Linked DNA regions of Homo sapiens: region 2 is linked to region 1. Evidence: chromatin loops called from intact Hi-C (ENCODE). Cell type or tissue: OCI-LY7. All regions are shown on one strand.

Region 1 (2,500 bases):
AATACTAAAATGTTAAAAAAAAAAAAAAGGTGAGGTCTTTGTTTCATAGTTGCTAGTGTTGGCAAAAATGAAATGTTACTTCCACAGCATAAAACTGACAGTTTCTTCACCTTCTAAAAGTGCAGACTATTATTAGCATTTTGTATATAAAACAAGTAAAATTTGAGAGTCTTTCGAAAAATGTATGTCTATAGATGGATAAGTATGTACATAATTGCAAATTGTATAAATTGCATAATAGGGAATACAGATTTTTTTCTAATTATTTCTAAATAAATCTTTAATTAATTTATTTATTTCTAAATAAATCTTTCTCATTTATTTCTATGTGACTGCCTTAAAAGTGAGTGAAAGATTTATACATATTTCCTTTATCCAACTTTTCCATTCCTCTTCCATGTTCTCATCTGAGATTATAATTCTTCCCTACCCTGAATGGCAGGTACCATATTGCGGAACAAAACATTTCAGGTGATTCTGGCCACTGTTCTAATGGAAAAGTAGAATAAATTCTTATTAATCCTACAATCAAATTATAAGTTTGAGTGCAACTTTGAGATGTTTGTAGGAATTGATTTGAACCAAGTCTTCAGAATCTTTCTAGTTTTATGCAAAGCTTACCTAAATTCTTCTGAGTCGTGAGAACTTTGGTATTACCCCTTACATACATCCTTTGTGACTAAGGTATTCATCCAGGAAAAAAAGTCCTTTCAAGTCCTAGTCATAGGAGGACAGTCGTTTTCTGAGGATTAAAATGGAAATGGAAACTTAAAAGGTTGGTATTTTCTTAGTGGATACCACATTTAAAAATATGTTTAACATAATAGTCCAATTTAAAGGAAAATGCTATCATTATAGACATAAGATAGTAGTCTTTTATTCTTAACTATATACTAATCTCCATGAATACAAAGCAAGGTATGTTCAACTACTAAACCTGAATATTGCAATATTTCCATATTAAGCTTTATTTTCTTTAGCTTTCTCATATACTAAAAGGACCCCATAAGGAGTTGAGAAATTTTTAGGATTATAACACACCCTCAGAAACAGTCTGAATACATATACTTTAGTAAATATATAGAATCACAAAATGCAACTACCTCTCAAAATTTATTTTAAATCTATAAATAAATCACCATTTCTATTACAGCCCACTGAAAAGACAAAGAAAAAAAGTTTAGTTTCTCTGCTGAATTTCCTTTCTCATTACAAGGTCAACAGATGTAGGTGGGAAGCTATTTTGGCTTTTCAGTTTCCTGATTGCTCTAGATAGATCAACTATTCACCTTCATGTTAGTGACTTCATTACATTCTGATATAGAAACTAATTTGAAAAAGGCTGACCTTTAAAATACTGAAGGTGACAAGAGGGTAAACGAAGGAGGTGAAGAAGATACAACTGAGCAGATCTCAAATCATATTTGTTTTAAAAGCTACCTTATGAGCTATTCACCTCTCACAATTTAGCTTTTTAATCCAAATTTTAACTTCAAAGTAGCCCCTGCTGACTCAAAAGTGTTATACCACGCAGTGGCCAGGTGGGGGAGAAGTGCAGCCTTATTCCTTTGAAGCTTGGCTGCCCAAGATCAATAGGAGTTCACAGGTGGCCATACTTCAAAGGGGAAGCACTATGTCTCTGTTTCGGTCCAGCCCCTGTAACAGTTATTTTCGCCCCCTCCAGTGGCTTGGAATTGGCTTTCATGTTATATTTTCACTTAAGAAAGTAAATGAAGAGCATTAGAGGCAGATCTTGATTAAAAGAATTTTAAAAGAAGCCAACATCTTGAGAGGACCAGCTACCTTTTAAAAGCACCTATTAATGCAATTGCTGGGTAGAAGGAAAGGTAAGCCTGCAGGGGAGATTTTTAAAAGCAACCCACTTACAGGGTTGCATCTGACATTTTAGCAACTAAGCTAAATCTCTTCAACAAGCTACAATGGTTGTAGGTAAATTTTATTCAACATTTTGTAGCTGGATATCTATTCTACAGTGTAGTTAGAATGAAAAACATGCCCACAGCTGCCAAGTTCAGGTGAAAAGAACTCACTTATATTACTTGAAAAATAGCAATGATTAAGTTACTCGTTAAACATATTTCTACACAATCAATGCACAAGAATGTAATTCCTGAGTACATTTCCATGTAATGTTTGCCGAAATATATTTTTATTAATTTTTATTTTATTTTATATACTATGTAATATATATTTTACATACTTTTTATAAACAAGAATATGAAATAATGGATAGTGTTTCTGTTATCACAGATAAATAAATCATACAAATCACAATCATTTTTGTAAATAAAAACCAGAGGAATTCCTATAATCAAGAAAAATGGTTCTGCATGTTAGCCACATATTGAAATCACCTGGCATATTTTTAAAACACTACCAGGACCCCATCTGGAGATTTTAATTTAATTGGTTTAGAATGGGCCTGGGCATAGGAATTTGAAAAGTTCCTCAGGTGATTTTCATGTGCACCAAGAGTCAG
Region 2 (2,500 bases), 370 kb after region 1:
CATTCTCTTCTCTCATACAACTTATTCAAGACTTATTCTCTCCTTCTCCTACAGTCCTTTACTTTTTCCCACATATCCTTCCTAACCCTCAATAGGAAAAAACTCTAAGAATATATTTTCTTTTCTTTTTTTTTGTCCTCCATTCCCCTGTCCATAATGACATGATTAGAACATTTTCAACCTCTCTTTATCCCCCTCATGCCCACCTCCATCTCCTAGGTTTTGCTGGAATAATTGAGTGATTATTTGAATTGTTTTAAAATAAGTCCCTTAGATTGTGAAATTCCTCATATCCTCACCTATTAAACTTACATATATTAAATGTCATTACTCACCACTGTTCTCTCTTCTTTCACCTTGTCTCTCTTATGATTAATTTGTCTTTTTATGGCCTTTCCTCAAGTATTCTCCTTAGGTAGTATGGTTGCATAGCAAACCATTCCAGTTTGTGTATGTCACTCTTTCTATATATTTTGTCTTTTTTCAAAAAAGGCATCAACCGGATAATAAACAAGAAAATTACGGACTGAATATAGGAGTTTTTGCATGTTGTTTGTTTTCCTGAGTGTATTAAATGATCTATTGTCTATTAGCTTCCGGGGTCAAAAAATAAAGCCTATACCAGTGTGATTATTTTTCCTTTGTGAGTAACTTGTTCTTCCAAGCTATAAACATAAACCTTTTTCTTTACCCTTGGAGTTCACACATTTTATAAGGATTTACTTGGTTGCATATATCTTCTTATTAAATCAGCCTGAAACTTAGTCAGCCCTTTTAATTTCTGGACCCAAATCTTTTCTCAATTCAGGAAAATTTATTTCTAGAAGTTGTTCAGTAATTACCTCTCTCCCATTTACTATTTTTTCCTCCTTTAAATCACCTTTTGGCTGTTCTTTTTCTTAGAGCTATTCTCACAGTTTCTTTTTTCTTCATGATTTCTCTTCCTCTTTCTTTTCTGTGCTTTTAAGTATTTCTTGTGCTTAATTCACTCAGTCATAAATTCTAATTTCAGTAGTAACTGTTTTCCCTTCTAAAACATCTATTTAATGTTAGTTCCAAAACCAGGAATGTGGGGTGTATGTGTGTGTGTGTGTGTGTGTGTATGTGTGTGTGTGATTTGAACATCTTTCAATATATTCTTTTTTCCTTCCTCCCTCCCTCTCTTCCTTCCTTATTTAAAAAAATTCAGTAGCTCATTTTTCCCTGGGCATGTATCCTGAATTGCAACCTGATCTTTTTCTTTCTCATTGCCATGGCCCCTTAAATGGGTAGTTATTTTCTTAAGCAGCACATGCAGCTGAGTTCTGGTGGCTGAAATTTATTTAGGACAGAGACTCTCTAGAGGATGAAAGTCAAAAGGGTTATCTCACTTCCTCTTCCTGTCTTGAATGGCAGGCTAACAGTCTCTTCTTGATATACCCAGAAAGGTCACTCTGTTTTCTATTTTTTCTGCAGTCTCCTAGTCTCAGAATCAGGGAAGACTCAGCGAATATCTAGTTCTATCCTGGTCTTCAGTGGGTCAAGTTGACTAGGGTTACTTAAAATAAGTGACTACATACCTTCTTTTGTGAAAGTTTATACATTCCCAAACACCAAGATCTTCCCAGGATTTGCCACTCATCTGCACATTCCTCTTCTTTTTTTTTTGATGGAGTCTCACTCTGTCGCCAGGCTGGAGTGCAGTGGTGCAATCTCAGCTCACTGCCACCTCTGTCTCCCAGGTTCAAGAGATTCTCCTGCCTCAGCCTCCCGAGTAGCTGGGACTACAGGCATGCGCCACCACGCCCAGCTAGTCACTCTTTAATTAACTGACTAGCCCACATAGGAAGAACCTAAGAATCAGGGATTTCATCCACCCCCAGTCATAGACACTTTAGTAGCTACCAGCCTCAGAAGCAACAAATAGCTTGTAATTGAGAAATTGGGGATGGAGGACGTAGTCTTTAGGTTGCTCCTTTTATCTTGTTGTTGTTTAACTTTTTTTCTTGTTTTTTCTTTTTTTTTGGTCTTTCGTATGCTCATAGAAGACCCCTTCTTTTCCCAGGACAAATCATGCCTAATATAAATTAGTCAGGGTGATATCCATCCTCTTACCAGTGTCTGGCTGAGGTTTGCAAATGTGGCTCCAGTCCTGAGGCAGGAAATCTGTTTAGTGGCTTCTGGAAAACATTTTTTTAGGAGTAAGACTGAAAGATTAGAGATTTGTCTTAGAGTGGTAGAGGAAAATGTGCTCTTGATAGGAATAATAATCTATATCCCATTACTTTACATGTCTTTTTGGCAAAAGACATAAAACGTATGAACTCATTTTACGTGTCTATTAATACTGGTGTTAGACTCTTATAGGATCTCACTTTAGAATAAGATCTAATGTGTAGACCATCAAATAGGCAGTAGACGAATAAATGAGTGAATGAGTGGGTGAGTGCTTTCCTATTGATCCCATGTAAATACCATGTTTAATTTCTATCAGTCTGAAAATATTGTTTGGCAGAATGTA

The links. A loop is a pair of places that touch in the nucleus more often than their neighbours do. Peaks named below come from ENCODE experiments on the same cell type or tissue, not always from the same donor. Only the 100,000 strongest peaks of a DNase experiment are listed, where the experiment ranks them.
Region 2: it touches region 1 in a loop (4-fold over the local background); 1 of 110 quality-filtered maps calls a loop at or near these places.

The regions. Positions count from the first base shown.
Region 1 is chr6:92,809,495-92,811,994 of GRCh38, forward strand. No RefSeq gene overlaps it. Among named protein-coding and RNA genes, the nearest start is that of LINC02531, 87 kb to the left of the region's middle. In OCI-LY7, CTCF peaks have their summits at 1,541 and 1,744; a DNase peak (open chromatin) is centred at 1,577; H3K4me3 peaks cover 1,276 bases; H3K27ac peaks cover 1,929 bases.
Region 2 is chr6:93,174,881-93,177,380 of GRCh38, forward strand. No RefSeq gene overlaps it. Among named protein-coding and RNA genes, the nearest start is that of EPHA7, 240 kb to the right of the region's middle. In OCI-LY7, no CTCF peak of the experiment used is centred here; a DNase peak (open chromatin) is centred at 1,351; H3K4me3 peaks cover 1,346 bases; H3K27ac peaks cover 1,891 bases.